7 separate regions of the Homo sapiens genome follow, and all the other regions are linked to region 6. Evidence: chromatin loops called from intact Hi-C (ENCODE). Cell type or tissue: heart right ventricle. All regions are shown on one strand. Region 1 overlaps ARHGAP24 (Rho GTPase activating protein 24). Region 2 overlaps ARHGAP24 (Rho GTPase activating protein 24). Region 3 overlaps ARHGAP24 (Rho GTPase activating protein 24). Region 4 has its middle 180 kb from the start of WDFY3. Region 5 holds the start of ARHGAP24 (Rho GTPase activating protein 24). Region 6 overlaps ARHGAP24 (Rho GTPase activating protein 24). Region 7 overlaps ARHGAP24 (Rho GTPase activating protein 24).

Region 1 (4,000 bases), 150 kb after region 6:
GTCTACAGAAAGTATATGTTGAAATACTAAGGATAATAATGAAAACTGAAATCTTTGCTTTTGAAGAAACAGCATTTTTCAGTGACAGACTGAGTACACTGCATGAATCTGTTACTTATTGTTCCTTTAATGTGGATATCTTCTTTTTGTTTACAAACGATGGATTTATATGTTTTTAAAGTAATTTTTTTTAAAAATATATTTGGACTTAAAATATTATGATATCTAGTTAAATAATGAAACAAAATATGGACATTTTGAATAACGTTGAAAAACAGTAATGGTAAACTTGAAATTGGATCCCATACTCCTAATTGTGTAGTAAAAAAATCTAGTTATCAAATGATGTAATAGCTTCTTTTTTTAGAACACCTAGGGAAAATTATGGATATTATGTTGAACTGTTTTATATACAAATATTATTCCATTTGTATTTCAGAAGAGTATGCAGGATTTCAGTCCCTTGGATTTGCCATTTTGTGTTTCAGAAAAGCTGGTCTTAAAACTGGGAGACAATTAAGATTATGGGAAGAAAACACATACAGGATTTTAACTGCCTTTTCATAACCACTGGCATCTCAAGCTAAGCCAGAAAAGAATTCCTTGAACCCCTGAGAAGGCTCCATCTCTTTTCTCTTCTCTTACCTCATCCAGCACTTACACAAACATCACTGGAACAACAACACTTTTTATGGCAGACAAAGCAAAAACTGGGAAATGTCACACACATGAGTTGTTTTTGAACAACTGCTATATTATAAAGCTCAGACCTTGACTGCTGATCTCTTTGGCTGCCCACTCTCCACTTCATGTTTGACCTTCAATGCTGGCACAATTCTGGCTCCATTCCCCAAAGCATAAAAGATAGCAAAGTATGTAGAAATCCTTGAGATAAAACTGGACTCATAAAACTGCATTGCTATTTTCTTCAAAGAAAACTAAAGCACATTTCCAAGCATTATTTGGTTTCTACTCATCATATTCCATTCTGTTTATACCAAAAAGCTTTGCTGGGTTACCAGTAACAATACTAGATAGGTAAGAAAAATCATTTTCATGTGCAAAATAATATTTCCTTTTAAGTAACATGTCATCAGCTCCCTGATGAACGTATCTACATGCATCCTAGGCATTGGCATGCAGATAGGAGCTGGAGATTGGAGCAGAGTCAGTTCTTAGCAATAAATCAGACCAAGGGACTTTTATGTTATCTTTTAGATCATCATTACAAAGTCAACCCTAACATTTTGCTAATTACTATAGTATGACCAATCAAATAGAGCCAGTCTTATGGTGATAACCATACCTAGCATTAGTTATCAGACTCCTTAGGAAGTGAATATAGTTTATATAATTCATATAATTCACATGCTACACCTATCTTTGGGATTTTTTTGTCATTACGTCAGTCTCCCTGAAATCATCCTGGGAAGCTTGTTTTCATTTTCCCCCTTCTTATCTTATACTTGTTTCATAAGTCTTATTTGTATTTCTTCACCCATCCTGGTTATCTAACAGCATCTTTCCATTATGTTCCCTAAAGTCTTTTACATAATCCTCAAAGGAAAAGAAGGAACTGATTTTGTAATTCGGTAGAGATATTTTGCATTTATGAGCAAATGCTACACACTGAAGTTCAGCGAGAAATTAGACCATGAATTTCAACATAGGTAAGCTTGGCTTGGTTCTTTAAAGGAAGTTTGCCACTTTGCCTCATGCCTACCAGATAACTATAAATACCACCTGACTTGTTTATAGTTGAGTGCTTTATGTTATCACTTTCTAGGAACAAAACGAACTGAGCGCAAAACAAACAGAATGTACCCTTGGTCTGCCAAGAGATACTCATTTCCGACAGGAACTTCTACTGGGTCTCTGCATGGAAAGGAACTTTCCAATGCCTGATATGTTCCATCAACCTGAGAAAGAGGTTGTTCTCTTACCATGTTTGGTTTATTAGTTCAATATATACTGAGTTATTGGATTGGAGGGAAGTTCTCACATTGTGAAAAGTCTGTTCAATTCATAGGTTACATTATTTATCCAAGCCTGGGAGAAAAGGGAAAGTAGGCTGGGGTAAGCATGGATGTAGAATAGCAATATGGTGAAGGGAAGAGAGCAAGACTGTTACAAAAAAAAAAAGAGGAGAAAGTGAATAGGATTGCAATGTTTGTTGGTTGAGTCACTGTACTTAAATTCATTTTTCTAAATAGACTACATTACTTCCCTACATGCAGAAACATTGAAGAAAAAATTGGGTTTTGTCTAGTCTCTTTTTCACCTCATACGTAGTTAGATAAATTTTAAACAATATTTTAGTTATTTTTGTTTTTAAATTTAAAGACATTGGTGAATGAACTAGCAAAATAATGTAGGTGATTTTTATGGGGCTACAAAAGACTCCTTGTGCCACATACTGTAGAAAGAATAAGTCACTATTGCTTTCTGAGGCACTCTTAGTGTTTTTATTCCTTGATTCAAAAGAGATGGACAGAAAGTAAGATTCCCTTTTTTTATACTAATTAGAAGGCAATTCAATGGCTTTTGAATATAATATTGTGATGGCAGATAGGTATCATCTCTCCTTCTAACTTTGACCAAGTTTTTGCAGTCAAATAGAATGCTATGTTGTGAAGGATTTCAAAGTTCTGGAAGTCCTAGTTACAGCGATCAGACAAGAGAAAGAAATAAGGGGCGACCAAATTGGAAAGGAAGAAGTCAAATTATCCTTGTTTATAGATGATATGCTCTTATGTTTGGAGAAACAAAGACTCCACCAAAAAACTATCAGAACTAATAAACAAATTCAGTAAAGGTGCAGGATACAAAATCAACAAACAAAAATCAGTTCTGTTTCTGTATGCCAATAGTGAAAAATCAGAAAAAGAAATCAAGAAATTAAGCCTATTTACAATAGTTATAAATAAAATAAAATACCTATGAATTAACTTAAGCAAAAAAGTGAAAGATTTCTACAATAAAAACTATAAAATACTGCTGAAAGAAATGAAAGAGGATATTAAAAAAAGGAAAGATCCCATATTCACAGAATGGAAGAATCAAAATCGCTAAAATGTCCATACTACCCAAAGCAATCTACAGATTCAATGCAATCCCTATAAAAATACCAATGACATTCTTCACAGAAATAGAAAAAAAATCCCCAAATTTATACAGAATCACAAAAGACCCGGAATAGCCAAAGCTATTCTGAGCACAAAGAACAAAACTGGAAGAATCACATAACCTGACTTCAAATTATACCACAAAGCTATTGTAACTAAGAGAGCATAGTACTGGCATAAAAGCAGACATATAGACCAGTGTAACAGAATAAAGAACCCATAAACAAATCCACACATCAACAGTGAGCTCCTTTTTGACAAAGGTGTTGAGAACATACATTGGGGAAAGGACAGTCTCTTCAATAAATCATTCTGGGAAAATTGGATATTCATATGCAAAATAATGAAACTGGACCCCCATATCTCACCGTATACAAATCAAATCAAAATGGATTAGGATTTAAGTATAAGACTTCAAACTATGAAACTACTAAAAGAAGTATTGGGGAAACTCTCCAGGACATTGGACTGGGCAAATAATTCTTGAGTAGTATCCCACAAGGATAGGCAACCAAAACAACAATGGACAAATGGGGTCACATCAAGTTGAAAGGCTTCTGAACAGCAAAGGATACAATCAACAAAGTGAAGAGACAACCCACAGAATGGGGGAAAATATTTGCAAACCACTTATCTGACAAGGGGTTAATAACCAGAATATATAAGCAGCTCAAATAACTCAATAGAGAAAAATCTAATAATCCAATTAAAATGCAGGCAAAAAATACCTGAATAGGCATTTCCCAAAAGAAGACATACAAATGGCAAACAGTTATATGAAAAGGTGCTCAACATCATTGATCATCAGAGAAGTACAAATCAAAACTACAATGAGATATCATCTCACCAGTTAAATTGGCTTTTATCCAAAAGAC
Region 2 (4,000 bases), 89 kb after region 6:
TTTGCAATGTTACTGGTCAAATGTCTGAATTTAGATATCTTAGTAAGAAATAAGAAAAGGAAGATGCATGCTTCAAAGTGTTTGCCTGTGGCTATTTCTGTTTCTGAAGTTTTAATGAAAGTGGTGTAAGTGAAGATGAACTGAAAGTCTCAAAATACCAAATCGGCTACAAATTGAAACTCTAAAAATAATGAAAGGTTATGTCTACCAGCAGCTCTCTAAACAATCCCCATCTACAGATTTTTTTTTTTTTTTTTTTTTTTGAGACGGAGTCTCTCTCTGTCACCAGGCTAGAGTGCTGTGGCGCGATCTCAGCTCACTGCAACCTCCTACTCCCTGGGTCAAGGGATTCTCCTGCCTCAGCCTCCTGAGTAGCTGGGATTACAGGCATGTGCCACCATGCCCAGCTAATTTCTGCATTTTTAGTAGAGATGGGCTTTCACCATGTTGTCCAGGATGGTCTCAAACTCCTGACCTCGTGATCCACCTGCCTCAGCCTCCCAAAGTGCTGGGATTACAGGTGTGATCCACAGTGCTCGGCCAGATTTTCTTTTAAATTAATTCAGCCAATTCCTCTCCCTTCCCTGAGTCTCACTATTTGAGTACTGTAGCCCTGAACATCTGCATTATTGAAACAAGTAGCTGTGAATAAATCACTCTGTTTTGTTATACTTACATGGAGGATACATTTTAAAGCTACTTTTAAAACAGTATTTCAAGAAAAAAAGAAAGTCATTTTGGAAATAAAATCCAAGAAATATTGGTCAATATTAACTAAAGTGTGAGAATTAATTCAATCATTAGCAAGTACATTTTCCTTGCTTCACGGCGGGCAGGCAGGACTTAGGTATTTACTGATTGGCTCCTTCAATATAGGTAAGGAGGGAATAAGAGACAGTCATAACTTAAAAGTTAATTAAGAAATTCAATTGAAGGCACTCAACTGCAAAGTTAAAAGACTTTAAAATCTGAAGTTAAGCACATGCCGTTTTTTCCACATAACCCACCGAGTTTAGATGAGAAGTGATAAGGGCAACTCCCCCTAGCAACAAGTCCTACTGCACTGGTAGCTGCTTGTTCAGCTGCAGGCACTCTAGACTTAAAGGAGGCTATTTCAGAGAACGAATGGAAAGAAACCTATTATTTTTTTAGAGATGGCTTCATAAGGATATTCTAAGTTATCAGAAATGCTGCTTGGGGAAGTGTGTGGTACTACCCCTGGATCCAGAATAGGGGAGGAATGAAAAGAAGAAAGACTTAACATAATTTCCCCTTTTTCTCATTACTGAGTCATTCTTCTACCCTGAAAAAGTCCTCTTCACAAAAAGCAGACTGAGGAGATGAAAGAACTATAATATATTAGGAAACATAGTAATTACAACCCTTATGTGTACTTTAATTATATAATGTGTTCATCAAAATGAAGGGAGATAATTTTCTATTTCTAAGACTAAAATTATATCATTCCAAATAGTGTAATAGAACTAGGGAGGAGAACATTAATATGGCCGCTATATTCATACTTTTTTATATATGTTGAAATACCAGAAGCTATGTTAGGCCTTGTAGATAACACAGGAATATTTTGAGACACAATTTCCATTTTATAGAAATTTAATTTCTAAAGGAATTATTTAAACATTAATTTAACAACAGATAAACTTTAATCTTATTTTTACTTTATGATATTGTAATATTTGACATTGGCCTTGAAAATCTGATAGGCACTTCAAAAAGACAGAACTCTGGTTTCCTTTTTGCAAACTATACTGCACTAGCAGCGCCCTCATTCTGTTACTGGTAGCATCATTCTTTCCTCTGTTCAGGCCAAAAACCTTGGTCCAGAGTTTCTTAACTTCAGCAACGTCAGACAATTCTTTGTTGTAGAGAACAGCATTATATGCTTCATAGGATATTTAACTGCACCCCGGCTTCTACCCACGAGATATCTGTGGTATCTTCCCCAACTGTGACAAGCCAGACACTGTCTCCAGACGTTGTCAAATATTCCTGGGAGAGAAAAATCACCTTCAGTTAAGAGGCACTGTCTCAGAGTTACTACGGACTTGGCTCTCTCTCTGTCACATCCCACATAAATCTCTCAGCAAATCCTATCAGCTCTGCTTCAGAACAGACTGAAAATACAAGAACTTCTTATACCTCTGCTGCTCTCACCTTGACCCAAGCTGCTTGATTCAAATTCTGGATTACTCCAAGGACCCCTATCCTGTCTCCTTGCTTCCACATTTGGCCATGTACATCCTATTCCCAACAAACCAGCCAGACATACTATCAACACATTATAAACTACTCTAAAAGTGAGAAAAAATGGCTTGAGTGATTCCCCATGGTCCATATTCATGACTATACTGTGTGAAAACACGCTAATATTACTATGAAGACAGTCGTGGTAAAATTAGTCTAAATGTTGGCTAGACCTAATTCAGCCCCACATAAAAGATACTTTTACATTCAGATGATCAAAGCAAAGCAAGTATTTATTGAGTGCTTACTGTGTACTTGATCCTACAGTCAGAGCAGAATTTCAGTATAAGAAGCTGGAGATCAAATAATATTTATGAAAATATTTCTACTTTGTACCACAAACAACAGGTTAAAAATAGCACTTTTTACTAGAGCAATTTTTTAAGCAAAAGGTTAAAAAAAATTCTGAGAAGCTCTTTTAATTGGTTTTTATGAAAAAAGGTTTGTCTCAGGGTCTAAAGTAATAAATTTCCAAAAATGATCCGCTACATATTCCTTTAAATTGAATAATTTTGCATTGATTACAGAGAAAAAATGAAGTGGGAAGGCAGATCCCAGGGTCCCAAATGTGATGATTTTAGCTCTTCTAATTATTGAAAATGTAGTTTATAGATACTTTATTCAACATTAATGGAGAGAAAAAGAGTTTGTTCCTTCTTTTGTCAGACTGAAAAAAAGGTCTTAACAAATTGACCAATGAGAATGCAATTGTAAATGAAGAATAATTAAATAACTGGAGGCCGGGCACAATGGCTGACTCCTGTAATCCCAGCATCTTGGGAAGCCGAGGGGGGCAGATCACTTGAGGCCAGGAATTTGAGACCAGCCTGGCCAACATGGCAAAACTTCATCTCCACTAAAAATACAAAAATTAGCTAGGCATGGTGGCACGCACCTGTGGCCCCAGCTATTCGGGAGGCTGAGGTGAAAGAATCACTTGAACCCGGGAGGCAGAGTTTGCAGTGAGCTGAGATAGTGCCGCTGCACTCCAGCCTGGCTGACAGAATGAGACCCTGTCTCAAAATAATAACAATAATTGGAGTTGTGGCATTTCATAAAATTTTTATTTTGTAGTTATCATCTACCCCGGCAATGTTTGCATTTTGCCAAACAAATGAAAATGTTATTCCCTTGCAAAAGTGCCTGGAGGATAAAGTTATTAATTTGCCTAATACCCTGTCTCCATGGGAGAGCAAGCTGACACGAAGTTTTCTAGAAACTACTCTGTTTTGACCATTTTCCCTCTCTATTCCTTTAGAAACACAGTCAAGTGTCATTGCTGGCTAGATATTAAAGATTTTCTGTTAATTTCAGCTCACAAGTTCTGAGACAGGTTAAAAGAGGAAGAAAATTTTTCTCTTGTATTTGAAAAAAAATCCTTCTTAAAGTTATGAAACTTTAAGTTATGAAACTAAAGGTTCAAACTTTAGTTATGAAACTAAAAGGGAAGAACAAAGTAGACCATTCAGAATACATTAACTTTCATCCAAAGGTTTCAGTGTGTTTGGCAGATAGCACATTATTAAAACACAATTCTAATAAGTTCCAAGAAATTCTTCTCCCAATTGTACAGCCACAAAAGTTAAGGCTTGGGGAGATGAAGAAATTTATAGCCCAGAAAAAATAAAATAAGGCTAAGGAGAAAACAAAATCCATCAATTCTTATGTCTGAAAACAATGAGAATAAAATAAAAACGAGACAAAAATTATTTCCTTGTTTCAGTCAATAGAAAAT
Region 3 (4,000 bases), 220 kb before region 6:
AATGTTCTAGAAAAGAAGAGAAATGCTATAAAAATAAACAATGAAAACTTAACGTCCTTTACATAACTTGAATAATTTATTTGTATCCTCTTCTGAGTGTGAGTGGCAAGATAACTTACTAAAATATTAATTTATATTTTGTCTTCTGTATCTTATATTTCCTGTTAATCCATGAAGATGGATGATAGTAAAGACAGCAAGAATAGAGTTTTAATTTGTGTGTGGGAAGTTGTTTTGTTTTTGTATTTCAGGGGAGAATAAGCAAAAGTCTGAAAGGAGAGTTGATTCCTGGAACCGGGAAGAGTAGTAGTGAACAACTCAGGGAATTCTTTACCTCACTCCCAAGCTGTGCTGCAGGAAATGACATGTCCCCAGAGAGGTGTGCTCTGAGAAGTTGGGAGGCAGGCACTGGGGTTTCCTGCCTCAGTGAATATTCTCTTATCCCAGCGGTGGCATGGAAGCAGAGCCAACTGTATGAAATTATATGAGCTGAGACAATGGGCTTCTCAGCTCTCAATTTTGGGCCCATGGGCTGATTCCATCAAATATTTACTGCACATCTACTCCTAATGGGTATTATAGAAACCCCTGGGCTAGGACCTCAGGGGTTTAAATAAAAGAGGCATTATTCTAGCCTGCTCACTACTTGTACCCTAGTCAAGGCTGCAGATACTAAGCTGATAATAAGACAAGTATGTGATTACAAAATAAGGTGAGTGGAAATAAGGAAAATTATTGCATACTATCTAATAACAAGACAGGGTTTGGAGGTCTTCTCTGAGAAAATGATGTTGGAGCCAAGATCCGAAGGGTGTGTAAGGACAGAAGGCATTTCTGATCAAAGCAAGGGAGAAAAACAGCCTCAAGTGGGAGGAAGCCTCCTGTCCTTGCAGAATTGACAAAGGCTAAGAAGGTCAGAGCCCAGAGTGGAAGTGGGTAAGGTCTGAGCTGTAGGCAGCAACCTCATGGACCATAGGACTTCACCTCCTTCAGGGTAAGGACTGAGGTTTTCCATTTTGACATTGGGGTCTCTCAGAGCAGGCATAGTGTCAACTGTTTTATAGATGTTAAAATGATGGAAGTTATCTGAAAGGGCTTGTTTTAACTAGCTAATTTTATTTTCTTGATAATTAAATAAATATATGTTTTTCTTTCTAAAATTCTGAACTGATAAACACTATAGAAGAGGTCATCTTAAAACCTTGTAAAGAAAATAAAAATCGTGTTCCCAGGTCATCTTCAAAACTGCAATCCTCATTAATTCCTAAAACTAAATTCCAAAAAATTGTTTGAAAAGACAGACCTAAAATAGTCTCAATGGTAAGACAAGGAAGACACTAGTATTTTTGTTTGTTTTCTGACAAACCACCGTATTTCATGTGCATCAAAGCCTTCTGTGTTTTTCTTGCTATATCTGCCCCATGAAGGGACAGTCATTAGTAGTAAAAAAACCACAGCTTGGGGAAGGATATGCATAGCAGTCAAATATTCCAGTAAAGTATTTCCTTTTGATTCCACTCTAACCCAATCTACCATCATGACTCAGATTTGTTTGCCTTCAGAGTCAATGACAATTAGCCATAGGTAGTACAGAAAGAAAAGAATATAAAAATAAAATATAAAATAAATAAGTATATATTTCAATATACAGAGTATGTTATGTATAATTTGCATGACTATATAAACAGAAGCTATCAAATATTTATGAATAAATACAATAAATAAATGAGACAATAATGATAAACAAGAAACACATTTAACAAGAAATCTGCTGTAAAGTTTCATTGATGATCTATTTATTACATTGACTATTCCCAAACACACTGTTTTTAAGGTAACTTGCTTAGCACTTTACTGTTTTGCTTTTAATGAAGTGAAGCATTTTATAAACTATGGTATTGAGAAACTTTGAACACTAGATGGCGAGATTGCAAAGTTAGACAATGGGATGGTGTAAAAATTGTGAAGGATGAAGGGCCGCAGAATCATTCTTCCTCTACCAGCAATTTTCTTAGCACCAAAGCTGCAGTAATGTTCCAAGAATAGAAATATTTGAGCCATGAATCAAGGTAAGAAAGGTGGAGTGGGATGATTATTTTATTCCTTCCCAGAAGTGATACATTATAAGAGCTTTCTAGCATTATAGTATATATGCACACAGCTAATTATATAGAAATGATGAAGAAAAAATGAACAATTATATATATATTTTTTGATTAACAAAGGTTATTAACTTTTTGCTTAAAGGCTAAGATTTAAAAATTTATGACTCTCTTTTTGGGGCTTTATTAAACTTAGGCTACTCAGTAGAGATAGAGAGTTCTGCATTTTTCTAGAGTTTTCATTTTTGCTTTGTCCTTTCTCACCGAAGAAAATAATCATTTCTGGATAGAATCTAATATATTTTTCCAGTTCTGATTCACCTCAAGAGGTTCTCAGTCACATGTCCTAATTGTCAGCAGGCTACCTATTGCAATGGGGAAGTCTGGCGTTTCTCTGAAAAATATCTTTGTATGTTCAGTCTATAAAATAGCAACCCTGTCAATCATACTCTCTAGCCTTCTATCTCCTATTGAAAATCCACTACTTTGCCAAATTAATATTTACTTCAATATGTTTAACCAATTAATTAGATATCAATAATATGTGTTAATTGCCCAATGTGCCTAAAAGAAAGTGCCATCTTTGTCTCAGAGAAATACATTTCAGTCTTCACCAAAGTGAAGTGAAGTGACTGCACTGTGGCAAAAGTCTATGTACAATGGAGAATAAAAATCCTTCACCTAATAACAACAACACATCTGCAAACATCAAGGCCTCACTGAAGGCCAATGAGTAGGTTATGCTATTAACCCCATTTAGGGTACTTTAACAGGAAACTGCACAGACAAAAATTCTTTTTGGCTAATCACTGAGATACGAGATGCTGTAGAGTCATGCTCTTTGGTATGTTAAATAAAATTGAAACTGGCCCAAGGAGTCCTCCCTACAAGCTCCTAACTGCAACCTAACTCAGTACCAAAAACAAAGTGAAAACCTAACTAGGAACAAATAGCTGAGTTTCAGCCAATCACAGGCAGCTGTTCAAACCATGTATGAGATGCATGCCATGTAATGGGGCTGTCTCTGTACCTCGCTTCTGTTTTCTGTAGGTAACTTCTTTTTCTCTGCCTGTAAATATAACCTGCACATGTGGTAGGGTGGAACATTCTGAACCATTTTGGCCCAAACTGCTGTTAGATTCTAGAATCACAAAAAAAGCCAATGAAGATCTACTAAACTAGATTTGTTGTAATTCTGTCTTTTAACAGGTAGAAGTTCAAAACTATTTGCTAACGTAAAGTCATTATACAGACTCAAGTCCCTTTCACTCAGCTGGTAGTAGAGTCTTTTCAGAAGGTAAGATACATAATCAAGCACATTATATCCAGTGGTAGGAAAAAGGCAGCACAAGATAGGCCCAAAGATCTGAGTGAAAGAGCTATCAGACCAGGAGGAGCTTTGTAGCATATGTCCCTTAACTGAGCAACATATAAGTTTGGTTCTTATATTGTACTTGGACTTTACGTCTGAATCGTGTTTCCTCCTGGTTATTGCTTTTTTACAAACTTAAAGGGAGAATTACATGAGGCTTCCTATGATTGACTTAATTTTATATTCTGATAGGTCTACTTTGATCATTCTGGGATCAATCATTCACTCAACAAGTAGTTCCTGAACACCTATGATGTGCACAGCCTCATGCTAAATGCTAGGTGAAAAATAAATGAACAACATTTATTCTTCGTTTGAGTTTATATTTCTAACTGATCACCAACACTTTTCCACACCATGCCTCATTTTCTTCTACTTCGTAACACTTTCTGTATATTCTAACTGCTGAGTTTCTGCTAGGTATGTGAACTGAAGAATGTTCTTTATATTTCCTGGAAATTATCTGTCCTACTTATCATCTAGGTGCAACATAGGCCTCTTATTAATCTGAACAAGGATAAAGGAG
Region 4 (4,000 bases), 600 kb after region 6:
ATGGACAAGGATATAACCCCGTTTGATTTCATTTATATCCCAAAGTGGAGTTAAATAAACAGAAAGACATGATCTACATTAATGAAAAAAGATAGATGGAAATTTTTTGTGTGTTTTAGAGCCACTTAAATGTTGCCAGTCTCAAATTATCTGTACAAGATTTAAAGTATGGAGTTGAAAAACATAACAACAGTGAAAAAAATCGGAATATACTGACTCCTCCCCTTCTCCCACCACCAATAACTACCTAACTTACAAAACTGCTCCTAAAGATAATCATACAAACAAGCTATAAACGCTGAATTAACACCGAAAATTAAAGTAGGGTAAGACAGAGAATAAAAAGATACTCTCTGACATGACTTCTTAAAGTTGTAATTAGACATATGTGAGTGTGTGAAATACACACACCACACACACACACCCCATGCACCACCCCAGTGACCAAATTCTTGTTTAATCATCAAGTACAACCCAGACTTGATTAGTTACCTAGGGTAGAGGAAACTCAAAAGACTTGAGGAGCTAGACTCTTTCAGATAATTTTGTCTGAAACTTTTTAGTGTTCCTTTCACTAAGGGAAGACAAATCAGAAACCCTTTTCCCCAACTCTTATATTTTTGAAGTAATACGTAGTAGGACAAAAATCTCTCAGGAAGCTAACTCTTCTATCAGGGATCAAAAATGAGAACATCCAGGTTTTGTATAATTCACATCTATTACACAACTAGGATTCTTTATGTCTCCCATATATTTATTCCTCTCACTCAACTACTGACAATCTTCTTTCATCTCATTACCTCATGGTCAGCTGAAAAGACAATGGTTAATTTGCAGAAATATTTTGACTCGACCCATGCTGACTATGTTTCATCCTTAGATAATTGCCTCCACAAAGATGCACTTGCCATTGAGTATGAGCTATAGACTAAAGGCCGTTATTCATAATTGAGGTTGACGCTTAACACAACCTCTCACCAACATAACATTTACTTTACACTCAGAGTAACAAAAAGGAAGGTCACAGGCTTAGTTTACCTGCACCTCAGCCACCTGAATATATTTGTGACCTTTGATTCACTGAAACATTATTTTTCAGAGAGCAAAATCATACAAAATGATCTTCATTTTCACTAACCCTTATAATTAAAAACTACCAAAGACAGAATAATATCCTTATACCAAACTTAAAACAACAGAAGTCTAGCAAAAACACAGCACACGTATTAAAGCCAGCTTATATCTCATAAGAAAGTCATTTACCCTCACAATTTTGTTTAGTAAGAAATATTGACAATTTTTTCCTAATAGAATGGGTATGAACCTTTACTGAAATAAAAGACTAGGATTTTATTTGAATCAACTTTTGTAGCTTACCTAAGCTATTCCTATTTACTTCCTACATAAGCGAAAGAAAATGAATAAATTGTATCCGGATACTCACAGCAGAGATCTCAGTTCTAGTCCCTAACATCAGACGTCGCGGCTGCAGACTGAAAATGTTACTGTAAGGAAGTACTTGTATTTTTCTAGCAAAGTAGCACCCTCTAGTGGCTTTTCAAAAATATGAAGGAGTACACGCCAAACGTGACATAATTTGTTTACTATCAAATTATGCAGTGTCAAAACACTCAGGTGAGAACAAAACCTTGCCCTTGGCATAACGGGAAGCATATTCCAACCTTGTTCTGTGTTGTTCTAGGGAGGCAAAGATGGTTAATCATCCTATTGCACATCTACAGTGTGCCTCTGAGAAAAATATGCCCTTCCCTGATAATAGTTTATTATTTTTCCATTATTAGTATTATGGTGCTATTACTATCATTATTGCTATTAATATTAATAGAAAATTACCATTTACTGAGTATTTACTACATGCCAGAAAATGTATTCATTGTTTTACATTCTTTACCCCATTTAAAATTCACTATGAGTATATAACCTAGTCTTTATCCTCATCTGGTTTTATTGATTAAATAGTCGAGGCCCATATGTGTAGTATGAGTTGCCTAAGAGAATAAGAAAAACTAAGATTCAAACATATCTTTATAAATTTGCAAGAACTCTCACAAGCCTGATTTCAACAAGCAGAAATTATCAATAGTTTTTACATGTATCCAGCCTCAAAGTATAAATCCAAAGAAATAATTCAATAACAATGAAATTAACTGGAAAATTTTAGCTAACACTTAGTTAAAATTTTAATTTAAGTTTGGGTTATAAATACAACCATTTCCCATAGTAAGTAAAAGTTAAATACCGATTCTTAGACAGCAAGGCAATAGTCTCTAGGAAGCCAGTTTAGTTCCCCCTGGCTCAGTCATGGTATTTTATTAAAATCGAGAGAGGTATATTTGTTCAGGTAGGCATTCAACAGACATTCATTGAATGCCTCTAGGAACTCTAGTTTTGATTGCCAGTGATCCAAGACCTTTGCACAAAGCAAGTGCTGTGTGAATACCAAGGAAGACCCCTGAGCTAAAAAGTATATATTTTTTATGGCTTCAAAATGTATATATTCCATTTTAAATGTCATTTGTCTGATCCCAGCAAATAAACACTTTTGATATTTACATAAGGTTTGAAGGAACTTAGAGACACAAACAGAAAAGAATATTTATTAAGTATCTGCCAGGTGCTAGTTAGTAGTCTATGCCCTTTACATATATCACTATGGCAGAGACTGCTAACTGTTCACCAACCATTTCCTCTTCTTATTAAGCACATAGCCAGACTACATTTACAGCCAACATTGACTCAAGTATGACCATGTAACGGGATTCTAATCAGAATCCAGTACTGTGAGCAAAAGCAATGTGTACCACTTCCATGCATCGCCCATGACAAACCTCCCTTTCAGGATCTTTCATGTTCTTTTGCCCTTCTGGATGACTGGAATGGATATATCCCACAGGCAACCTTGGAAGCCACATACTGCAGACAGCAGAGCCACAAGATGGAAAGAGGCAGCTTCGTCTCTGAGTCACTGTTTGGAATAAATGTACCTGACAATTAAGAGCATCTGTTTTGTAGTTTAGGTAAGAAGTAAACTTCCATAAATTTTGAGTTATTATATAGTTTTGCATTTGACTATTGGTTACAACAATAAGAATTACATTAATGCGATGATCTCATTTAATCTTCACAGCAAACTTAATAAGTTTATTGTAGGCTTATCCCTCATTTCACAGATTAAAAAAGTGAGGTATAAATAGTTTAATAACTAGCCCAAGTATTCACAACTAGTGGAATTCAAAGCTTGATCAAACCCAGATCTACCTTACTCCAAAATACATGCTCTTTTCTCTTTCTTATGCCAACAGTCCATCCTGTTGCCTCTTTTTTCTAGCAATCTTGCCACCTCAGCCCCTCAAGTAGCTGGGACTACAGACATGTTGCCTGGCTAATTGTTTAAAAATTTTTTAGTGATGGGATCTCACTATATTGCCCAGGCTGATCTTGAACTGGCCTCAAGCAATCCTCCTGCTTTGGCCTGCCAAAGTGCTGGGATTACAGGTGTGAGCCATCATACACAGCCCCACTGCTTATGAAACTAGCATGTTCCTTTGTATTAGTCAACTAATACATTGCTATAACAAATGACCCCCAAATCTGAGCTGTCTATTTTTATTTATTATTTCTCATTAATGCCTGTCAGCCTCAATTCACATTAATTCACACTGAAAGTCTTCTTCATCCTGGTACCCAAACTGAAGCAGCAGCCCTTATTTTTATCACATGGCAGAGGAAGGAGAATAATGAGAGAACTACATGATGGTTCTTAAAGCTTCTATCAGAAAGTAGTCCATGTTACCTCCACTCACATTTCATTGGCCTAGCAAGTCATTTGACCAAATCTGATATCAACAGAGCCAGGAAGCATAATCCTCTTACAGAAGAGTGGAAAAATAATTTAGAAAAAGAGTATGTTCAACCATACCTTCACTCTTGGAAACTAAAAGTTAAGAGAAATGTTATGAGAAAGTTAGAAACAATTAAG
Region 5 (4,000 bases), 270 kb after region 6:
CCCAGTTCAATAGCGTCATCCATTTTTGCCCTGAAGGATTGGTTTTGAGTTCTAATTGGAACTGGGGACAGATTGTTTGTATTTAATCCGTCTGTACATCTTCTACTCAGTAACTGAGTAAAGCTCTTAAACTCTACTGCAAATATCCCTGGATTCCAATGAATTTGTCTTACTTAGTAGACATAGCAACACATATTGTTTTATTTATGTATTTATGTATAAGCAAAGCCTTAACAACTTTTATATTCCAAATACTCAGCACGATTTATTTATTTCCTTTTTAGAAAGAGATGAAACAATGATGCCGTGGAAGGTTAAAAAAAGAGTAACATAAAATGTGCTGGAAACAGAAATTACTTGGAGAAATTACTTGTTTAATTCAAATGAATTAAACGAGATATAGTCTACAAAGAAGTCTGGGCTCCCTATTACTGGTTGATGCTGAAAATCTATCTAAGGAATTCAGAGTAACATTGTCTCCCTTCTATTTGGGTACGTATAAAATAAATGTAGTCTTAAGTATTTTCTAAAAACGAGACCATATTACATGTTTATCATTAAATGTTATTTTTAAAAACATTTGGACAAAATCTTTTGAGTGGCTTCAAATTCACCAAAGATTCCCTAACGTTTTGTGTTTACAAATATATGTATATATTTTATAATATATATTTCTAATATGTAATATATTTATAAATATTTTAAAACATATTTTATACATATAAAATATATATTTTTGCAAATATATATGCTTATTATTAAAACCTATCTTTGTGCGCCTGTTACATAGGGAACTCCTATAAGATACTAGAGGAAACAAACAAGGGGAAGGGGAGGATGGATACCAAGAGAGGAAATTGAATTGTACAAAGGGTTTTTATTAATTCCATCTATTTTTAAAGCCAGAAAGACATACTACCAGCTTGCTGTCTCCCGGCACAAACATGCGCGCGCGCGCACACACACACACAAACACAGACAGGCTACATCAGCACGGGATTCCTGCGATCCCTCCCCGCCCCCCGCAGCCCCCTCCCCGCCCCCCGCAGCCCCCTCCCCGCCCCCCGCAGCCCCCTCCCCGCCCCCCGCAGCCCCCTCCCCGCCCCCCGCAGCCCCCTCCCCTGGCGCAGGCAGCCGCGTCCGTCCTTCCCGCGGTAGCTCCGCGCACTTCCTCGCGACCGCATCACCTACCTTGCTGGGAGCTCAAGACAGATGCCGGACAGGGCTGCTGCTCCGAAGGAAAAGGCTCCCAGGACCAGCAGTAAGAAAACGCAAAGAAAAAAAGGTGGTAGTGAGGCTCCTTTACTTTCCACAACAAGGGGAAGTGTTGAACTCTATGCACTGGGCTGCTCCGCAGCGCGGGTTTCGGAGGAAATAGGCGGCCGAGAGAGCTGCGCCTGCGATGGGAAGTTGGGGGGATTCCCCCAGCCACCCAGCCACCCCCGCCAGGCTCCTCTCTGGTCCCCGCCGCAGCCTTGACAGCTCCCCTGGTCTCCGAGCCCCTCCAGAGCCCTGCTGGTTTCCACCCGGAGCTGGGCTGTGTTGCCACATGCACTTGAGAAATCCTAGCAGTTGCGCAAAGAGTCCCAGAAGTTAGAAAGGGTGATTGTGTGTGAATGTGTAAATATACAGTACAAGAGGCTGGAACAACTGAGTGGGGCCAACCCTCAGACACAGCTCGAGGTTTCAGATTTCATTTGGCAACTGGTAGCTTCACAGGACTCGAGCCGCACTACAGGGGAGGCCGGCAGGAGCCCCGCCCTCCCAAAGCCTGGGTTATCTGAGAGCTGGAGCTACACCGCCTGGCGCCACTGACAGAATGCGCCCTGCCTGGTTCCTCCGCATCTGGCATCGCTCGTTCCTTTCAAGTGCATCATAGATACTTGTTGGCCACAGATCTGGGGCTGTGGGCGCGAGAAGGTTGGTGAATACATGTCTCCTGCCCTCAAGGAGCTCTGCATTTCATTGGCCAAACCCCATACACCGGTTTTACTTGCTTCTACCAACTCTGTCTCGCTAACATTTTATTTCTCCAATTAGAATTACCTGGGCCATTAAAGCAATATTCCTGGAAATGCACATTTAGATGGATGCTCTCTAACTAGAGCCTTAGAGAAATTCAAAGTATAATTACTTTCTTACGGTGGTGTAAGAACTCTCGGAGTTACACAATATGGGACAAAAGGACAAACTAGTAAACATTGTTTTGATGCAGGCCGTCTCTTCCCACCATCACCACAATGTCTGTTTCAAATTGTGATCTTACAGTTCTGGTTACCTGGCATGCTGAGTCAAATTATTTCAAAAAGCTTTGTAAAGATCTCTGTTTTAGAAACCCACTTACAGTGGATCAGTCATGCAATCCTAGCACTTTGGAAGGCTGAGGCAGGAGGATCGCTTGAGCCCAGGGGTTTCAGACCAAAATTGGCAACATAATGAGACTCCTGTCTCTATAAAAAAAAAATTAAAAAAATAAAAAAAAAGTTGGGCGTGGCGGCGTATGTCTGTAGTCCCAGCTACTCAGGAGGCTGAAGCGGGAAAATCCCTTGAGCCCAGGAGGTCAAGGCTGCAGTGAGCTATAATTGTGCCAGCGCACTCCAGCCTAGGTGACGGAGTGACACCCCCGTCTCGAACAATTACTACTGCTACTACTAATAAAAGAAACTCTCTTTTAGAAATCATCACCAGATATCCTTAAGACACAGAATGGGGGTGTCCTCACTAGGGATCTCCAGTGAGAGAGGGATATGGAAGAAGAGCAAATGTTTAGTTTTAGAAACACCAAAAATAAAAGGCTGAGTGGACACTGATATGTTTTTCCTTTTTGTCCTCTTTCTCCAAGTTCTTGGAGAAACGAATCTACCCCATCCCATGCTGAGGTCCTACTATAAACTTGATTTTCTGGTGGGAGAATTCTCAGCCCTTTAATGAATCAAATTAATTTGTGTGGGGAAAAAATTGCGTTTCATATTTCATTTTAAAAATATGTATGGAATTCCTAAGCTAGAAGTAATGTAGCTTATTTTCCAATTGGTGGGAATAAATTACCTTCATCAACCCACATGGCCTTACATGTTCTAGCAACACCCTAGCAGGTGAATGCTGATGGGCAGTTTCAGATGAAAGCTGGAAAATAACATTAACCCAAATGAAATTTGCACACATTTGATGGACTCAAAAGCCTCAGGAAGACAAGTACCAATAATTATGATTCAAGATGGGGACATTTAAAAAAACAAGGAAACTGTCATGTCAGTAATTTATTTCAGGGTCTAACAAATATTACCACAGCAGTTTAGTCTCAAAGTGATACAAAACTGAACTCAGGGTGGTTACTGGGTAGTCCCTAGTCCAAAAGATTAAGACACACCTCTAATACACACACAGGCTGTGTTCAAGGCCTTTTCCTTCCCATCTTCTGGTTCTGTCTCCACCCTTTCCAACTGATAGCACTTCATTGGTGTGTGTGATATATGTGATTATCTTAAGCTAGAAAGTACAACAGAAGGAGAGGATGGTTGTCACTTGGGGATTAGACAGTTGAGAGGATAGGAAAGGAGTTATATCCACCAATACAAGCCCCTTCTTCCCCTCCTACTTAGAAAGAGGTGGACCATTGCATTCCTTTTCTAGAAGCCCCTCAGCAAGGAGTCTGTTCCAAGAGAATATAACCTGAACTAGAAACTGCGTTGTTTTCTGGCCTCTGACTATACTGCTCCTCTCTTATTGTAGATTAGTTGGGACCAAGAGACATTCCTTATACGTATTGTGGCATCTTTAAAGGAGAGAATAAACTCTTGAACAAGACCCTTGAAACCTGATTCTAATCAGAGGAGAATGCTGATGTGACTGATACAGACTCCAGGGAGGTGGTGCCTGACATTCAGCTCACTGGATCTCTGCTCAGAACTTGCCCAGAGGGTTACTTAAAGCTGAGTTTTATCAGTCAACCTCAATTCTGAGTTAAAGGTGTGCTTCAAACAAACTCTACAAAACCCAG
Region 6 (4,000 bases):
CTGCACTCCAGCCTGGGCAACAAGAGTGAAACTCCATCTCAAAAAACAAAACAAACAACAACAACAATAACAAAAAACTGTATCTGTGGGGGTTGTAGTTTTCAAACAATAAAGAGGCATGCCTAGTTTGACAATCCGACAAGATTGTCTGAGAATAGAGCAGTCCTGAAAAATCTTTGGTGGGTGGTTTCTATGACTCCTATATCAACTGGTAATAATTTTTCAGACATATAGAAGTCTAGCTTTTTAAAATTTTTGTTTGTTCGCAATGGAGTGAGACTCTTCTAAGGACATAACAATATGGAATAACATAGTTGGCACAGGAAATGTTTTCTGAATTCCAATCAACAACTAAGAAGCAACTATTTGAATGTAAAGCTTAGTAAACTGGAGACTGCTTGTAGAGCAAGAGTTGAAGGAATTCCTAGAATCTACCTTCGGCAAATGAGAAAAAGACAACATATTAGATTTGTGTGTCTTCTGCAAGTCCCTATCCTGATGCCATAGCTGATTAGTCACAATAGAGCACTTCATGCTCAATTTCATGTTGGGCTGGAGTCCTGTTCCCAGAAATTTGGGGTAAGAGCTAAGAAAAAGCCATCCGGTATGCCTGTATGACTAGAGGTGTAACATCTTTAGAGTTGTTGGTGACCGTATTCTGCCACGTTGAGGGAGAGACAGCCTGACAAGAAACAGGAATGATGCAGATGTGCCAGGATACATGAGGACAAGAGCCGGAGAGAAACACTGTGTCAGAGACTGTCAAGTAAAGTGTTCAGGCTGATCCTGAGGCTTTGTGGCAAGTTTTCTTTGAGTACCTGCCAAAGTTCCACAGTATAGAACAACACTGAGACTTGAACCCATTCTAATTTTGCTCTTATGCACAGGAAATACTGTCTTTCTGCATCATACTTGGGAGATAAAACATATTTCTTTCTCTTGGCATTTTTATTTTTATGTAAATCTTTTTTCAAAGTTTGCATATATTGCATCATATATCAGTTTCTTACTGTGTCTCTCATATATCCACAATTTAAAAATACTCCCATTTTATTTAAACGTCCAAATACTTGGCTGTTAATTTTGTCTGGATCATATATTCTTTCTAAGTTTAAGTTTTTGTTATCAGGAACAACTGAGTTTAATCTACAATTACTTTCTGTACTACAAATAAAAGATGTGACTATAAAGCAGTATCACTGCTTTCAATCTTGAACAAATTCACCAGATTTTGTATATTTAACTATCTTTCTGGCCTATCAGAATATTTTCTTAACCCCAGCATGGCATATGTATGAGAAAGGGAGTTACGGATTTCTACTGGACCTCAGAGTAAAAATCTTTTAAGAGCTATTAATACCATATGCTCGGAGAAACAAGGAGGATTGTGTAATTTGTTTGGAGTAGGTGGTCAACATGCATAGAGGTAGGGGATGGCCAGGTTGCTCACTGGTGTTAAAGACATCAAAGCCAAAAGCACTTGAAGTCTTTCCTCTAGGTTAGGGTTCTTTTAAAAACTTGCAAGACAAGTGCCTGCCTTACAGGGAACCTGTAGAGGGCAGTATTGCTGTGTATTTTGTATCTGTCAACTAAGAAACTACTTCCACACAGCCAAACAATCTAGGCATGAACAGATATAAGCTGCTAGGTTAAAAGTCTAATTGGTTTTAAAGGATACCTGGTTTGTCGCTCTTATTTTTAAAGTCACTCACAAAATTTTAAAACATTGTCCCCTCCAAATCTTCTTTACTTATTCACAGCACCATTTTTATAAAATGTTCTGTCCTGATGATTTAGGTTCTGTCCTTAATGATTTTAAAATATATTTTAAAAAATTACAAATTATTCTATTTCAGAATCTAAATGTAAAGAGCAGATATTCAATTTTCAGCTTTTGCTTGTTTGTTTGTTTGTTTGTTTTTGTTTTAGACAGAGTCTAGCTCTGTAGCCCAGGCTGGAGTGCAGTGGCACAATCTCGGCTCACTGCAAGCTCCGCTTCCCGGGTTCACGCCATTCTCCTGCCTCAGCCTCCCGAGTAGCTGGGACTACAGGCGCCCGCCACTACGCCCGGCTAATTTTTTGTATTTTTAGTAGAGACGGGGTTTCACCGCGTTAGCCAGGATGGTCTCGATCTCCTGACCTCGTGATCCGCCCACCTCGGCCTCCCAAAGTGCTGGGATTACAGGTGTGAGCCACCGCCCCCGGCCTCAATTTTCAGCTATTTTAATGCCATATTGTAGGCGGTTCAATTTTGTTTTTATTTGTGCTTAGTGCTTTTTTTTGCTAAATAAAATACAAAAGATATCTAACAAGATTACCTCCCAAAAAAGGATTTTTTTCAAAAGCTATACAAGATACTTTCTACTCTAAAGATATTTTAATATGATCACATTTTAAAACATAAGTGAAACGTAAACTGATGATAGGAGATTTAAAAAGCAAAAAATGAAAGAGCTTATTTTAAAAGTTAGCTTTGCTCATGTTGCTCCAGGCATTTCCTGAAAAGTAGGAGAAAATGTTTCTAGTGCTGTTTATAATGGTTTTAAAAGAAAGAAGCAGCTACTCTCATATGCATTTGTACTGACTGGCAGTGATGTCCCAGCCATGGTTTAGTTATATACAAATAAGATCCCTGAAGTCCTGTATTAATGGTTTCCCATTAAAACAGGCCAATCAGGCTGGGTGCGGTGGCTCACTCCTGAAATCCCAGCACTTTGGGAGGCTGAGGCGGGCAGATCACGAGGTCAGGAGATCGAGACCATCCTGCCCAACATAGTGAAACCCCGTCTCTACTAAAAATACAAAAAAAATTAGCCAGGCATGGTGGCAGGCACCTGTAATCCCAGCTACTTGGGAGGCTGAGGCAAGAAGAATCACTTGAACCTGGGAGGTGAAGGTTGTAGTGAGCCGAGATCGCACAACTGCACTCCAGCCTGGGTGACAGTGTGAGACTCCATCTAAAAAAAACAAAACACAACAAAACAAACAAGCCAATCAAACAACCTGAGTGCCTCTCCTGTTCAGGCGTGTGGTTAAAAGATACATGCAGGCACAAAATATAGCCCCTGCCTCCAAGGACATCACAATAGAGGTTAGGGTATGACATGAATGTTAAAAAAAAATGAAATCATACAAAGGAAATACAACAAACACAAGAACTAGTATAAGAAAAAATGCTTCTCTTGAAATTAAGTATTTTGGAGTTGGTTATTTTGAGGTTTGCTGGTAGAGGAGCTGGGCTTACAGGATGGATAAGTTTGTAGAAAAATAGAAAATGAAGAAGTCATGAAGAATCAGTCAGATACTCAAAAGAAGGAGGGCTGCATAGCACAATTTTAATATTTGCAACACTAAATGATTCTTAACAAGGAAGCAGATTCCCAGCCCTGCCTATCCATTCCTGGAAACTGGGCATCATATCGCTAAGGAGGAATTTAGCCCCAATTCCCTAGCTTGCCCTTTCTTTCCCACTTGGGAAAAGTACACAGTGAAAAAAGCAGGTATCTATATTACTGTGTTCACTACTTCCTCCTTCACGACTCCTAGGAAATCTATAGAATTATATGAGAACAAAACAAAACAAATAAAAACCTACCCCGACTTGACTTTAACTTACATCAAATTGCCTTTAACAGTAAATGTGTTCAATTGCTGGCATGCCTATTTTCTTAGTCCACTGGACTGTCAGGCTACAGGGGAAGGCACTGGGTTTTGGAATCATAGTACCTAGCATCATGCTGCAGAGCCAGGCTAGGCATTAGAATAATCTGCAGAACTTGGAAACTTATAGATTCTTGCCACGTAATAGAAATTTTCCCTCCAACAAACTTCTCCAGGACTTTATTTAGCATGAAGAACATTCTTCTATGTATTACACTTAGTTTGGTAATCTGTAGCCCATTAGATTATTATGAGATTATTCACAAGTTCAAGGACTATGTTTTATTCACTTTTTATGTCTTTCATACTGTGTAGTATGCAAGTAGGTACACAGGATGTA
Region 7 (4,000 bases), 260 kb after region 6:
GAAATATGAGGCTTCATTTTCATATCAACAACAAAGCAAGTATTAAAATCAGTCTATTAAAAAATACAACCTTGATTTGTAGACAACTCACTTAAGTATGTAAATATTCAGGTCAACATGAAGTCACCATAGTTTTCCTTGTAGGTCAAAGCACAAAATTTTTCACGATGAGGAAGAGAAGAAAAGTAACTTAGGAAATAAAGCGTTTTGACCCTATATTCTAAGGCTAAATATTGTACTCTTGTTAGTAAATATTTTTCACAGAAGTATGGATGAACAATTCTGAAAGTACTTTATGTGTATGGAAGATTTAAGCAAATAAGTAAATAGACTGTAGAAAAAAGGAGATACGTTCTTTTGTGAATAAGCACAAGTAACACCCAGATTTTTGGTTTCTAAATTCTATTCTTTAATAACAGAAATCTGGTGTCTTTAGAAAATGATTGACTCATGGGCTGGATCAAATGGAGTACAAGAAGAGCCTAGAGTGTCTTGTGGTACCAGAAAAGAAGAATGTTCAAAAATGATGGTGATATGAAGAAAGGGCACAAGAGCCAACTTAAAGGGCTTCCAATGGTCAAATGTGGACAATTTGAGCAACAAAATAAATATCAGTTGTAATGGATTATAGCTCACAGAATGAAACAGATACCCACGAGTCCATACTGATATACATAAATAATTGAAAGTAAGTAAGTGGGGGGTAAGGGAAAACTTCCGCGTAGAAGAATTTTAACTAATAATGGTAGAAGGAATTATGAAGATAGAAAATCGCCATTTGGCAAACACCATAGTGACAACTGTTTCAGGCAAGAATGATCAATGAGTACAAAATTCATAGCTGAAAGTATGATAGAAAAAACTGGTCATTTACATAGTATCTCTCCACATAATGCTTATTAGTTACAGAAAGTAAACTAGCAACTTTATAGTAGAGAAACCTGGCCAGCCTAGAATGAATAATTGGAGTTAACATCAGTAGTATTTAGACAAATTGACATCATGCGCTTCCTGATATGATGCACTGAGAAGGGGACAGCCCTAATTCTATGGTACTCTTGCCAAAAATGTACAACCTGACTTTTATTATCAGAACACAAAGTGAGAGACATTCTCCAAAATACCTGGTCACTAGACTTCAAAAGTGTCAAGATCTCGTAAGATACGGAAAGACTACCCAGATTGGAGGAAACTAAGAGACATGACAAATAAATGTTGTGTATGATTTCGGTTTGTCTCTTACTCTAGAAAAAGGACATTGGTGAGATAACTGATGAAATTTGAATAACAACTACAGATTAGTTAATAGTATTTTATCAGTGTTAATTTTCTGGTTTTGATAACTCTAAAATGCTAACATTTAGAAAAGGTTATATGGGAATACATTTTGCAATTTTTTATGTTTCAAATTATTTTGAAATAAAAAGTTAAAAAAATAAAATATAGATTTTGAAATGTCCTGTGACACTGAATAGTGACTCTCTTTGATAGTAAATCTCAGTAGCAATAAGTATCATTTGTAACATGAAATGTTTTCAGCCATGTTATCCCGTTTGGCAATTATCCCCATTTAAAAAAATGTTTTAAGTGGCTTGGCACTGTTAGTGAATGTTAGAGCAGACTGACTCTTTAAATATAGGCTTTTTTGAATCCATTATCACAGTAATATTTATCAAACCAGCTGCTTATCTGGTTTTACATTTCCATAAAAGCTTTATGAGGATAGGAGTAGAAAGGAGGAGCTAATAATAATTATACAACAGTTCATTCAAGCAGTTTTGAACAATTAAAGTGAAATATTTAGTCCATGGCTTTGGAGTCCAAAAGAAACGAAGATATCGACCAGGATAGCACATCCTGGAAATGTGTAACTGAAGAAGAAAGAGGGCCAATAAACACCATGACCAGTAATAATAAGAAGAAGGAATAGAGGAAGAAAAAGATCATAAGAAAGTTTGGTCCTTAGAGGAAACTGATATGACAAGGTTCTAGGGTAATAAAGAGAAAAGGCAAAGAACAGAAGAAGGAAGGAAGGGAGGGAAGGAGGGAGGAGGGAAGAGGGAGGAAATACGGGAGGAAGAGGGAATGGCGAGGAAGAGAGAGAGGAAATAAAAAGAACCAAAATGGAAGAAAGACAAAAGACAAAAAAGTGGTTAGAGAAAGAATAGAAACAAGACATTTAACTTCAAAGAGGAAGGGGCCTATCACTTTGAATTAGAATAAAAGTAAATAAGCTGGTGATGTGGTCCCTCACTCACAGCTGTCACCTGCTCAGTATAGTTTCAAATTCATTAGAATTCAGAACATGAAGCAGCTGAAACTTCTAAGGGAGTTCAACTTGAGGCTAATTCAATGAGATAGCACTCCAGACACCCAGAGGCATTAGAGGTTCTCATCACAAGACACTTGGTTGACAGTACTCTGGCCAGAGCCCTCCTTGGGCTAAGAAACAAGTATAGATTCAGGGCAACAGCCTAGATAAAAACCATCAGTTCCAAGTCCCCAGGAAGTACCTAGTGCACACAGAACCCCTCTTGGGACTCCTACTCAGCATAATTGCTCCCTCCAGCCTGGTTTCCACACAGCTGTGTGTGTGTGTGTGTTAAACAGACCCAAGGTGATTTCTGGATAATGTCCAAGTTGAAATACAGCCTAGCTGATTTATTAATTAAAATAATTGAAAAAGTCCAAGAACAGTAAGTGGCAATTAATACCAGAATAGAACAGTTTCTGTTACTTATTTTTATAATTATATTTCTGAATTTGATATTTAAAGTTAAACACAAAAATTAGCAGAGGAAATGAGAGATAACAAAATTGTTATTTTTCTTAAGGGCTTACTTTAAATGGAAGAATGTACCACATTAGCCATCAATAAGCTAAAAAATTATGATCTAAAACCAATCATTAATTATGAAAAAGTTATCAACTTAAAATTACATTATTTTTATGTGATGAATTACAAGACATTTGGTATTATGCACCATTTTGTCATAACCTCCAAGGGGACAAAACAAGATAATAAGGTAATTGATCAACCTAAAGTAACAAGTTTTGTATGACCCTTATAAATACCAATTGCAGGTGGAAAAAAAGATTCAATCTTGCTTAAATAACAGGAGAATGTAAAACTAAACAAACCTATTATATTAAGCAAAGGCAAATAGGAGTTTGCAGAAAGAAGCATTTGTGTTGGAATAAACATATGAAGATGAGAAAAATCTGAGATATTTGGAATTATATTGAGTGGTCCCTGTGGGGAAAATTTTTATTAATAAATTCTACAATTATCAAGGCTTTTATAATGTCTGGTCATACAAGCTCTGTTTTGGGGCAAAATAACAAATCTTTTTGATTCCATCAAATACTAGTCACTGGCCACTAATTCACCACAAACAAAAAGTGCTAAATTCATAGACCTGCAAGAGGTAAATGCATCATTCTAATAAGAGCTAGGGCTAATTAAAACCTTCCTCAAAGCTCCCAAACAAATGTTCCATGGCTTGATTGTTTAACTATAATTCTTAATGGTCAGACAATAATGATGCTTCCCTGCCTCTTATTAAAATCAATTATGGCACGAAATTCAGAAAGGGTAAACTGGTTCATGTGTGAATGAATTCTAAAGAGAATTGTAATTTAACAATGGAATACCAGGAAATTGCAAAGCAAAAGAACTACCAACTCAAGAAAAAGCATCTAATATCTTTATTTCAAAGCAAAGCTCAGATTTAAGGCAAAATATAACCTGGTTCCTATGAACCAGAGGCCTCTGCTGACTGCCTCCAAGCCTGTAAACACAGTCTTAAATTGTTCTAGCTACAATTTATGGGTCAACATTGGTATCAGGAATCAATCTCTAATCTTGTAAGCAATCACTAGACCTGTTCCCTAACTACCTTGACAAAAAGCATCACCAACTGTAATTCAGCATATCTCAGGCTAATACAAAATATCACCAGTAATTTTATCACATTCTACCTTAACATGACATATATAT

What was found. Peaks named below come from ENCODE experiments on the same cell type or tissue, not always from the same donor. Only the 100,000 strongest peaks of a DNase experiment are listed, where the experiment ranks them.
Region 1: a loop joins it to region 6, with 2.3 times the contacts of the local background. A loop is called at or near these places in 10 of 110 quality-filtered maps.
Region 2: it touches region 6 in a loop (2.2-fold over the local background); 6 of 110 quality-filtered maps call a loop at or near these places.
Region 3: a loop joins it to region 6, with 5 times the contacts of the local background. A loop is called at or near these places in 35 of 110 quality-filtered maps.
Region 4: it touches region 6 in a loop (14-fold over the local background); 88 of 110 quality-filtered maps call a loop at or near these places.
Region 5: it touches region 6 in a loop (4-fold over the local background); 31 of 110 quality-filtered maps call a loop at or near these places.
Region 7: it touches region 6 in a loop (4-fold over the local background); 7 of 110 quality-filtered maps call a loop at or near these places.

The regions. Positions count from the first base shown.
Region 1 is chr4:85,593,127-85,597,126 of GRCh38, reverse strand. The region is part of intron 2 of ARHGAP24 (Rho GTPase activating protein 24); the gene reads right to left. Among named protein-coding and RNA genes, the nearest start is that of ARHGAP24, 120 kb to the right of the region's middle. In heart right ventricle, no CTCF peak of the experiment used is centred here; no DNase peak of the experiment used is centred here; H3K27ac peaks cover 2,254 bases.
Region 2 is chr4:85,657,058-85,661,057 of GRCh38, reverse strand. All of the region lies in intron 2 of ARHGAP24 (Rho GTPase activating protein 24), which reads right to left. It overlaps LOC105377319 (a long non-coding RNA gene), which reads right to left. Exons shown (of 3, transcript XR_938955.4): 3 at 1,597-2,010. Among named protein-coding and RNA genes, the nearest start is that of MIR4451, 63 kb to the left of the region's middle. In heart right ventricle, a CTCF peak has its summit at 1,791; no DNase peak of the experiment used is centred here; H3K27ac peaks cover 1,989 bases.
Region 3 is chr4:85,967,098-85,971,097 of GRCh38, reverse strand. All of the region lies in intron 5 of ARHGAP24 (Rho GTPase activating protein 24), which reads right to left. Among named protein-coding and RNA genes, the nearest start is that of MAPK10-AS1, 150 kb to the left of the region's middle. In heart right ventricle, a CTCF peak has its summit at 1,914 (motif pointing right); no DNase peak of the experiment used is centred here; H3K27ac peaks cover 1,057 bases.
Region 4 is chr4:85,145,216-85,149,215 of GRCh38, reverse strand. No RefSeq gene overlaps it. Among named protein-coding and RNA genes, the nearest start is that of WDFY3, 180 kb to the right of the region's middle. In heart right ventricle, a CTCF peak has its summit at 1,563 (motif pointing left); a DNase peak (open chromatin) is centred at 1,485; H3K4me3 peaks cover 1,005 bases; H3K27ac peaks cover 1,110 bases.
Region 5 is chr4:85,472,751-85,476,750 of GRCh38, reverse strand. ARHGAP24 (Rho GTPase activating protein 24) reads right to left here and starts at 1,601. Exons shown (of 10, transcript NM_001025616.3): 1 at 1,192-1,601. In heart right ventricle, a CTCF peak has its summit at 1,821; DNase peaks (open chromatin) are centred at 950 and 1,680; H3K4me3 peaks cover 2,033 bases; H3K27ac peaks cover 1,662 bases.
Region 6 is chr4:85,745,629-85,749,628 of GRCh38, reverse strand. All of the region lies in intron 3 of ARHGAP24 (Rho GTPase activating protein 24), which reads right to left. Among named protein-coding and RNA genes, the nearest start is that of MIR4451, 25 kb to the right of the region's middle. In heart right ventricle, CTCF peaks have their summits at 1,351 and 1,552 (motif pointing right); a DNase peak (open chromatin) is centred at 1,544.
Region 7 is chr4:85,490,138-85,494,137 of GRCh38, reverse strand. The region is part of intron 1 of ARHGAP24 (Rho GTPase activating protein 24); the gene reads right to left. Among named protein-coding and RNA genes, the nearest start is that of ARHGAP24, 17 kb to the right of the region's middle. In heart right ventricle, no CTCF peak of the experiment used is centred here; no DNase peak of the experiment used is centred here; H3K27ac peaks cover 2,144 bases.